2 separate regions of the Homo sapiens genome follow, and region 2 is linked to region 1. The links are chromatin loops, found by intact Hi-C in ENCODE. Cell type or tissue: Caco-2. All regions are shown on one strand. Each heading gives the region's core, and the rest is flanking DNA. Links, peaks and the distances in the headings are about the cores only. Region 1 overlaps PCDH17 (protocadherin 17). Region 2 has its middle 4.3 kb from the start of PCDH17.

Evidence for each region. A loop is a pair of places that touch in the nucleus more often than their neighbours do. Peaks named below come from ENCODE experiments on the same cell type or tissue, not always from the same donor. Only the 100,000 strongest peaks of a DNase experiment are listed, where the experiment ranks them.
Region 2: a loop joins it to region 1, with 21 times the contacts of the local background. A loop is called at or near these places in 11 of 110 quality-filtered maps.

What each region holds. Positions count from the first base shown.
Region 1 is chr13:57,713,994-57,719,391 of GRCh38, forward strand. All of the region lies in intron 3 of PCDH17 (protocadherin 17), which reads left to right. Among named protein-coding and RNA genes, the nearest start is that of PCDH17, 85 kb to the left of the region's middle. In Caco-2, for the core only: no CTCF peak of the experiment used is centred there; a DNase peak (open chromatin) is centred at 2,488.
Region 2 is chr13:57,624,769-57,630,166 of GRCh38, forward strand. It overlaps a transcript of PCDH17 not described here. Among named protein-coding and RNA genes, the nearest start is that of PCDH17, 4.3 kb to the right of the region's middle. RefSeq lists an enhancer at 4,939-5,398. In Caco-2, for the core only: CTCF peaks have their summits at 253 (motif pointing right) and 3,042 (motif pointing right); a DNase peak (open chromatin) is centred at 283.

The DNA.
Region 1 (5,398 bases), core at 283-5,282:
TTTAGACCTATCCCAAGTAGAAATCTGTGAGTTTAATAAATAGCTTCTGGAAACTAGAATGTCATTAAAAATATTAAAATATTAAAAACATTCTTTAAAAATCTATCTTCTGGGACTCCCATATCCTATTGGCAGAGGTTGATTGCTAAATAATAAGCCAGAGAAGATGAACTGCATCTGAATTAACTGTTTTCTGAGAGTGCTAAAACTGACACCTGATTCTGTTTGCTTGTTTCTAGCAATGGAAAATAAGAGCTGCTAGAAACAAGATGAACAACAGGATTTAAACTGGTAAATAGATATACATCCCAATAGCAATCAGACAGCAGGCAGAGAGAAAACACTAATAAGACTCTCTTGCTTGCTTCTTACAATGAGTTTGGTTTAATAGGCATGTTTTCATTGACCTTCCTTACAGGATTACCACTTTGCTAGGAGGATGACTTGAATCTTAGATGTATTCATCCATGTCATCAAAAATGGTGTCATTATCAGAGATGGGGTTGGCTTACAGAGGCAATAAAAGCATAAGGAAAACATCCTCTCCAAAGATGAAGGATAGTAGAATACTTAAACAGTCTTGGGTCTGAAATTCACAGTATTATTTAAGTTGCTAGAATTTTAAATTTGTCCTTGTAAGCCAAACAGCTTTTGCTAACTACTGCATGCCAGAGCATAGGTTTCTCACTGCATATAAATCAGGTTCTTTCGGAAATTGCATTAACTCTTTCAAGACTCTAAAATTACAAAGTTTTATTAATTAATTCATATGTTGATGATAGCTGTTGGCTAAAGTGTAAGATACAGAGACAGCTCACTTAAAAGAGAAAAGTGTCTCATTCGACACGGCAATGCAGTAGAAGAAAAAAACAAAAGAGAAACGTAGCAGAGAAGAAAGAAACCTATAGGTGCTGAGGTGTAGTTTTCAGGATACTCACTGTTTTCCATAATTTAAAATTATAAAGAGGTGATTATTTAAATATAGGCTTTGATTTCAATAACAGTGTCACTGGTTTCCAAAATTTCCTAAAGGGAAATTATTCTGACCTCCAAGTTCGAGTAGAATATATGTCAGGCAGGATTTATCTCATAATTTAAAATGGTATTTTCAATAATAAATAGATAACTTTATATTTTCTATATAAACATTGTTTTTAACAGACATCTGATATTACTGTAAACAATGCATATCTCACAGCAATAGACAGCTATTATGTACAACTTCATTTGGTCCTGGGATCATTCTGAAAACTGACATTATGATCTCACAAATGAATGGTACTGAAATGAGTAATTTATAAAGTATGTAGTTGTTCCCATTATAGGTTACCCGTAGTGTTTGATAACTTTTAATTTAATGATCCTTTCCATCAATTAAAGCGTCTGTTCAAATTCAGAAGTGTACATTGAGTGTGTCATATATTCAAGGAATGGAATGCTGAAGAATATACTGTAGTATCTTGATTTCAAGGGACTTTAGGGTCTCCAGGTAAACAGATAAAAAATAATAAGGAATGCAGAGTAATGCTGTAATATATAATTCAATGGGAAAATTGCTACATTATCTTCATACAAAATATAAATGCTTATTTAGGAAAAAATTGGAAGTTTTTAAAATTTATTGTTCTTTATATGGTGTATCAAAAACCTTTTCAATGGTGTATCAAATATGAAAACTGTTCTGAGATTCATCCATCTTACTCTTTGTTGTTGTCTTTGCTTTGTTGATATATTTTTTACCTCTCTTTTGAATACCTAGCGAATCTCTTTTGTTCCAGACTCTCCATTTTCTGATTTTCTAAAATAATCCTTTAATATTTCAAATACTTTACCATATGAAATGTTATGTTTGGTTAATGATAACAGAAAATTAGAGGAAGAGGGAAGAAAGATAAAGCAGATGTAGGAAAAAGAAATATTTTTCTAATGAAGAATTTAAAAATGCAAGATTTATGCTGGTAACATAAAATACCAGTTTAAATGCACATTAAGACTTTCTTTAGAAGAAGCAGGATGATATGAAAGATGAAAGCTGAGTCTGGGGGCTGGAATGCCTATTCCAGTGAATCATTCAGGTCTTGTTGTGTCTGTTGGAGATACTCTGGCTTGAGCCAAAAACTCTAGATATCCCTTTTTAGAAAAAATGCTGATTTGGATTCTATTTACCCTATAGCTCATCCCAATTCTATAGTTTCATTAATGGTGTCTGATGACTTTCCAATCAACCACCGAAATAATTCAAGAATCTTTGAGACATATGATACACTGCTTAAATACTTATACTAGTGCTTCATTGCCTGCTGCATTAAATTTGGTCTTTTACTTAGAACTTTTCCATTCTTTTTTCAGATCCTAGCAAATTTTCTCTACATTGTTATGTCAAGTGTTGCCATTGCAGCTTAAGTCCTTTGACCTATAAAGCTGGTCTCTTACTGCCCTGTGAAGTGCACATTCCCATGTGAGGTGTGTTTCTTTTCTTAATCCTTTACCTGGAGCGCCCTCTCTCTGCTCTCCACTCTCTGTTGAAACCCTGATCAGCCTTTGAATCACAGATCAAGCACCACCTCTTGCATAAAGCCTTTCACAATATTACAACCTACGCTTTTCTCTGTATTTCTGCTGCTTGACGTTCATATGACATAGTTCAAAATGTAACTGATCATGAATAATTTCCCATATGCTGGTTTCACTCTACTTTTTAGTTTCCAATCAAAGTTTAAACTCATCGGTAAAGAGATATAGTCTTACAAATTTCAGAACTTTAGAAGTAGATAGACCTAGGTTTATTTACCACAGACCTGTATGCAACAAAACACTCATTCTACAGCATTCTACCCAAGATACCCCTCCTTGAAAACTTTCAATTCCTAGGCAAGGTGTGGGGAGGTGTGTAATGCATTTTTACCTTATAAATTATTGTGTGTAACTTCTTTAAAGTAATTGCTGAACTACACACATCTAATGTGCCCACAAAATGTGAGCTGTCTTTATGCTGGTGGGACGTTTGAATTGTATTGTTTTTCCTTGAAAGTCTCTGTAAGCATACTTTTCTCAAAGTGAATATAAACCTTGTTCTGGTGGTATAATATTGAGCTTCAGCCAGTTCTCTTCGGGGTACCTGTTAGGAAAAAGATGGTTCCATTTAGCTGTGCCTTTACTTCCAAGCATCTGCCGCTGCCCCAGGTGATGGCTGTGCCTACAGAAGGGAATTCAGGGAAGGGGCAGATTAAATTTTCAGTGTTGATCTCAGTGGCATGCCATGGGACACAAATGATATTTGTGCCATAAATTCCCAATGCATGGTTTACATTCTCATTGTTTTGTAGTCCTAGCACTTCCATATCAAATACTGTTTTGCATTTATTCCTTATCATAAATTTCATTTCAATTTGTCTTAAGTTCTGTTCACCTTAGAGCGTTATCTATGTGTGGTCAATATATACGCCAGAAAATTCCACTCCGGTAAACATTTTACTATGTCCAAAGGGTCACAGACACTTAAAACCATCCCTGAAGGTGTGCAGGTGCATTGAACAGTAAGTGCAAATGCTCCAAACAGCTCCAAATACCCAGCTGTGATTGGATTCACTTGCTTATGATATAGGACAGTGATTTCTGGTGTCTGAATGCAGCCGTGGCAATACATTCAAAAGCATTGTGCGATGCAGGTGCATGCTAGAGGATTGGTACTTCAAAGCTGCCGTGGTTTGACTATTTGATAGTATTATAACAACTTCCTTTTCAAAATGTGCTCTCTGCTATCAAAAGCAGATAGAATAGCACTTCACAAAGTAAAATCTGGAAGCCAGATTAGCAGTGTATACTCCTCAAAATGTATACATTTTTTCTCATAGTAGTTTTATTACTTGAGATATATTTTAAATTTATAATTCTTTATGGGGCTGATTTTTTAAAAAATAATTTTATTTCCTCAGGTCCTATGTCTAATTTTTCCTCATTATATCACTGCCAACATGTTAACAGACAACCTCATGAAATAAGCATATTGTAACAAGATATATTTTCCTCATTATATTAAAAAATAAAAGCAGCAAGACATTCCATATCTGTGTATCTCTATATTAGTTACTTGATTAAGAAACAACATGTATCCCTGTGCACAAGTGAGACACATGGGAAATACAATGCTATAGAAGAATAGCTTAGCTAAGCAAGGGATGGATTCTCCGATTAACATTTTTTCTTACACAACCCTGTTCTTCCCTGCATAAAGGATAAAATAAGCTTATTAAAAATGGTGTTAAAATAAAACTTGGAAGTAGGAAAAAAATTCCAGGAAATTTGTAATATTAGAATACCCATTTAAAAATCTGACACAGGAAAAAATAATTTTGAGACAACTTACTTATCCAGAACTGTCTCTAGAAATAATATTGAAAGCAAAATTTTTACTCCTTTTAGTCAGATAGTGAGAACAGAATATTCATTTTTAACAATATACAAGTAAATGGGACATAGAAGTCATAAGTGGAAATAATAATGTTTATGAATATAGATTGTTAAGGTACCATTTATATGGAATGACTCACTCTATTATTATAACAAGTGTAAAGTTTTTATAGGATCAGAAAAGAAAGTAAGTCAATAATAATCAACATAGCCAAAAAAAGAAAGAACTGTGTATGTTAGAAAAGTGTCAGTTCACAGGATGTTGTAAATTATGTCAACTCACTGAAAGAAAAATCCATTTTATTAGAGGTATGTTGGACCATTTTCTGATGAGATTTCTGTTTTAGCATTGATGTTTTCTCTATGTTAGAATATATTGGGATAAATTGCAATTTGTTGTGGTCATAGAAAAATGTGTGCACATGCATGTGTGTGTAATTGTGTGTATGTGCTGAAGAAAGAAAAAGGCCATAAAATCAAGCTGCTGTTATACCATTAAAGCCTCTTAACAGAAAACTATTACTGAGCATGAACTGCCAGCCAAAGGTCTTGGCTTGGCTTGGTTTGCAGACAGATAAAGAATTTGTGATGGGTACTTAGCTTAGATTCTGTAGAATTAATCTACAGAACACTTGTGCAGACCGTAAATAGAGATGAGTGCTTGCTCTCTGATTTGGAAGACAGCTAATTAGATATTATGAAAGCTTACATTGTTGAAAGAAGGTAAATTAGAAACAAAAAAAGAATAACGGGAACAAATAAAAACTGGACTTCCATTTATAGAGTTGTCTACTTGGAAAAACTCTAATATTAAGATGTTGTTAGAAATGATACCAACTACCACAGTAATAGGAGAACACAATTTCTATTTACATCTGTTTACAAAACAGAAATAAGACCATTTGGTTGACAATCATAAAGCACAGATAACTTTTTGAAATGTCCTTTTCCCCTGGCCACAACAATTTAGACTGTCTTTATTGATGCC
Region 2 (5,398 bases), core at 115-5,114, 89 kb before region 1:
AAGGGCTGGTCTCCAGCTTTAGAATTGTCCTAACATGCTTAGCTATAAGAAACAATGAGATTGCTGCACCATGCATGAAATCATCATATTTGTTTCCAGCTTTAGCCACCTTATTTTAACAATCCAGCGGTCACATCTGTAAATTAACTATTTAATTCATAAGCTTTTCATTTGTTTTTAAAAAGTAGTATACAAAGATTAAACAAACCTAATTTTCCTAAGAAGTAAATTTCCCTAATGCCGGAATGTCTCGCTCTACTGTCAAAGTGACCACAAGGGGGAGCTAGCATGTAACTTCTTATGGGGCAGGAGCATTGAGGTTGTGTAATGAATTGATCTTGTTTCTGGCTGACAAATTAGGAAAGAATGGAAATATGCCACTTGAAACTCATGAAGCTCAAGACAGTTTTTCTCTGAATTACATTTTGCACAACTTAATCTAACTCCTCTTCTTAATATGTACTAGCTAATACATCAGATAGAGTATAACATGTTATTTGGTTGGACAACTCTTTTTTATCCATGGTCAAGTCTATCTATACATACACAATTTATTTTGACCACACTAAATGACATTCAATTTTAAAACTTAAATATAAAAGTCTTAAAATAATTTTAAATATGTCTCAGTACTTCAGAATGTATGCCCTGAAATATGTGTCACTTTTCAAGAGTCATTGGTTACTAATTTACATTTACTTCTGACTTACAAACTTAAAATTGTACATAAAGTACAAAAATACGAGTTGTAAATTTAGTTTATTTATTGCATGAATTACAAATTAACCTCTTGAAGATGTAACTTGCCTGTCTTTGTAGGGTTAATCCTACAAAGTGACTTCGAGTGTTCATCGGCAACACACTTCTTATACTAGCAAGGAGAACGCATATTAATAGATATGTATATGTCATCATATATTACATATTATAACATAGACGTAATATTGAAGAAAATTAAAATACATTTCCTGATCTAAATATTTTTTCTAATAGCAACATTTCACAATTGTAATAAAAACAAAAAAGTTCTATATTAAATTTAAAATGCTGTCTGTTTATAGAAATATTTTATACTTTTTCTTATTGTGTTGTTCTGTAGGCAAGATTGAGTTTTCAAAAAATTTAAAAATAAACAGTAATTATATTTTTAAAAATTATGAACAAATTATTAAATTTTTTTCCAGAATTTTAAAAATTCTTGTTAAATTATGTTGCTTTTATACAGTCCACGTTTATCATCAAGGAGAAAGATATGTTTTAGCGATTGTCCTGTTAGTAGTGTGGATTTCTCATTTGTTAAAAGGTAAAGCTTTTATTAAAAAGTTAGAAAATGGGCCAGGCGCGGTGGCTCACGCCTATAATCCCAGCACTTTGGGAGGCCGAGACAGGCGGATCACCTGAGGTTGGGAGTTCGAGACCAGCCTGACCAACATGGAGAAACCCCATCTCCACTAAAAATACAAAATTAGCCGGGCATGGTGGTACATGCCTGTAATCCCAGCCTACTCGGGAGGCTGAGACAGAAGAATCACTTGAACTCGGGAGGCAGAGGTTGCAGTGAGCTGATATCGCACCACTGCGCTCCAGCCTGGGTGACAGAGTAAGACTCCATCTCAAAAAAAAAAAAAAAAGAAAAGTTATAAAATGGTTGATGGCTGTGTATTAGAGGTGAACCATACATATCTCTAAAAGAGAAGAGCAGCTAGGAGAACTAGCTATGAAGGAACTTCTATCATTAATTTGATAATTTAAATGTGACATGGAAATCTTTGATACATATTATATCTAAAACAGTTTAGCTATTAAATTTACTTTTGAAAATTTTCTGTTAATGAATAAAAATGTATGAAACCAGGCAGTGAATTGATGGTAAAAATGATACAGAAGGAGAGAATAATTGTGGAGAGAATGACTTTTTATTCATATAAACAACGACTGCATTGAAAACATCAGCATCAAAAATGTCTCTTAAGAACTGTATTTTATTGAACTCAAGAACACAGCAAGTAGGACAAGTGGCTGAAGAATGTTAAAACTGATGCTATTATGACTGCATGCATAAACTCTCAGAACTACAACTACAACTAATAAATATGTATTTTAAGGAGTCTTTCTGAGGCAAAATTAAATAAGTTACGTTACATAAAATTCCATAAATTGCATTTCAACATTATTCTTTAATAATAGTGCTATTCAATTATTGGAATACTATAGCAGTACTAATCATTTTTATCAGTCTATAAAAATAGATTTTAATAGTTGTCTTTTTGAAGCTATTCCAACATAACAATCAATTTACCTTTAAAACTCACCTAGACTAGCATATTTTATTAGACACGTTATAATTATATGTCTTTCCAAATACTTTTCTCAATGAGTATCCACACATACATGGTTTGAATAACTTACAAATCTTTAGATGTTTAATGTGTGTGTATTAAAAGATATAATTTCTGTTTAAGGTTAAGACTATCATTTGTAATTATAAATAACAACTATCAATCAGTCTCTTCTTGAGACGTGAGACTGCAAGTATCTTTAGCTATTTATACAAACATATATTCTTCTAGATTCCTCAGTTTCGGGTTCTATGTAGCCTTCTATGGTATTAAAACATATTTCTGAACGATTTAGCTATATTTATACTATCTCTCTTTTTAAAATTAAGTTTAATACTTTAAACACAGTGAAAAATACATTCCTCAATAACTATGTTGTAAACAAAAAAACTGTTTGGGGAAAAAATACAAGTCTTAAGAGATGGTTAAAAATTAGGAGTGATTATTGTGGTTAAAGGAAAGCCAAACCATTGGAAATGAAATATCAGTTAATTTCACTCCCTTTGAACATAAACTAGGTATGGGACATAAGGAAGAAAATTAAGTACCTTGGGTATATGTCAGTATTCAGCAATAAAATTTAATACTATAGGTTAAATAAAATACAAATATGTGATACATTTCAGTCAGACACGCTGTGGTCTTCACCTAAAGCATGGTAGTTCTTTTTATATACACTAGGGGGCGATGTGACATAATTACTCTGGAGGGGTCGTAAGCAAATTTATCTCTATGAGGATGTATTCTCATATCACTGGGTCTCTTAGAAGCTGTATTTCTAACAACTCTCAGTTGCATGCCAGCACATCTCATTAAGTCTAATTGATAAATCATAATACCCTTTCCTTGGAATTTTTCCCATTCTCTTGTTTTTGCTTTATGGCAAACAAACCTCAAGGATATTTTATTACTTTCTTTGAATTAGTATGTAATGCAAAAAAGACATAGATTTGCTGTATTTAAAAAGTAATAATAAGTGAATGTGCAGTCACTATTCTTTATTCAAGTTAGCTGCTGCTTTTAAAGCCTTAAAACCTCTGATCTTCAGCTTCCAAAATACGTGCCTTGGGACAGAGGTATTAACCCCAAAGAGACATAAAACTGGCATTTCCCAAGGCAGCATGGTTAAGTACTCACTCAGGAAAACAATCTAGATTTCTACAAAGCTCTGACTCTCCCGTTCAGCAATAGTATATGCGTGACAAACTACCTGTTTAGAAAATACAAAGACACTTTAGGATTTAAAAGTCTGGCTGTAAACAGCTTCTCTTTGAGTTTTTAAACTGTCAGAGTCTCTTAAGGGAATGGCGAATTTTTGATACAGATCAGACTGCAAATTCAGACTATAGGTTATCTCATTGAATACTCCAGGAAACAGCTCCTATACCTGAATCTTTAAGCAATTATCCCAATAAAAATCTTCAGAACTATCTTGTAATTTGTTTGGATTTGATTTTCTTTGAAGGCTGAATGATTCATGTTACACACTTGTATGTTAGTCATTCACAATTTATAAATGGCAACTTCAGTATTTATGAATTGCGATCAATACTCTAGCAATCAAACACTCACCTTTTCTATTTCAATACTTCAATTTTCTTTTTTGTTCTTAACTCTTTCTCAGAACGGCTGGATCACGAGCAAACCAGTCTCCAGTTGCAGATGTTTGTGATAATATTTAGGGAAAAAAACCTCTCTGAGATTAGTAAATGAAGTTGGAGAATAAATAGATGAATCAGAAGTCGGCCTGTGTATGTGTGCTTGTGTATGTGGTGTGTGGTGGTGGTGTGTGTGTGTGTGTATATATGTGTGTGTGTGTTATGGCTTACAAAACAGAAATCTTAGATCTCCTAATGATTGGCCTTCGTGTTTTATACTTTTGTTTTCATGGATCTTTAGCAAATGCGGTTATCAATGGCTATTTGATCTTAAGGAGAAAAAATCAAATTGCAATGTGACACTTTAATAACAAGAATGGAGGTGAACAAAACACCGAAACTAGTGTGTGTGTGTGTGTGTGTGTGTGTGTGTGTGTCGGGGGTTGGGGGGTGGGTATCCACTTTACCTTGAACCTGGGCTGAGATGGTGAGGAAGGATGACCAAAAGGGGTAGAACCTTAAGTAGTATTTAGCCGGATTTGAGTTTACAAAGCTTGTATTGACAGTGAGCCTTTCTCCTTAAAGGAGAGGCTCTATTTCTCTTAAGAGACATAGCCTCTCTTTCAACGGGAGTCTGCTTTTCTTCTGAAACACTTTCATAATTAAGTGACTTTCCTTGCATAGGTGCCTGAGGACAGCTGATTTTTCTCAGAGGATGAAGAAAGTTACATATTGATTGCTGTTGCTCGCGGCATGTTCGTACCAGCGCGGGCAGAAACGGGCTCACGAGCGCCCTCGAATTCACACACACTCACCGAAATACACATCTCAGCCCGTGGAAGCGCATTCACACACACCCACGTACACTCCTCCGCACCTCATTCAGATGGGTCCACGCGGAGTCAGGGCTGCGCTTCCCTTGGCATGGGCGTGTGTGCGGCGAGGGCGTGTGTGCGTGCGTGTGTGAGAGTGTGTGTAGAGAAACCCTTTAGGCAGACCGCAGCTACGTTATTCTGCAAGCATACTGCGATTCCCGATTCCGTGTATGTAGGACCACAAAAAAATTAAATCGCTGTTAAACTTTTTTTTGTAAATTCTCTTTTCCGAAGGAAGGCGCTGGAAGAGCTACTCCCGGTGGTTAAAGGCCCGGGAGACCTGGTGGCGAATCCTGGGGCGCGTCCGCTTTGGCGGAGCGCTGGGCTCCGCTAGCCGGACTGGTTCCCCATCTAACTGATCTAATCAATGACTCCGAAGAGCCGGGGCTCCTGGCCCCGCCCCCGCCATCCTCTTCTCCGCCTCCCATTGGACGCGGGCCGAGAAGGCAGGGCCTTGCTCCTCGCTCGGATTGGCTGACAGGGAATCAGTATCAATGTTTAAGCGGCGGCGTGAGGTGAATAGAGTCAGTCAGCAAGAGACGCTGGGGAGAGAGCAGGGATCGCGAGCCCGGCGGATGCGGCAGCG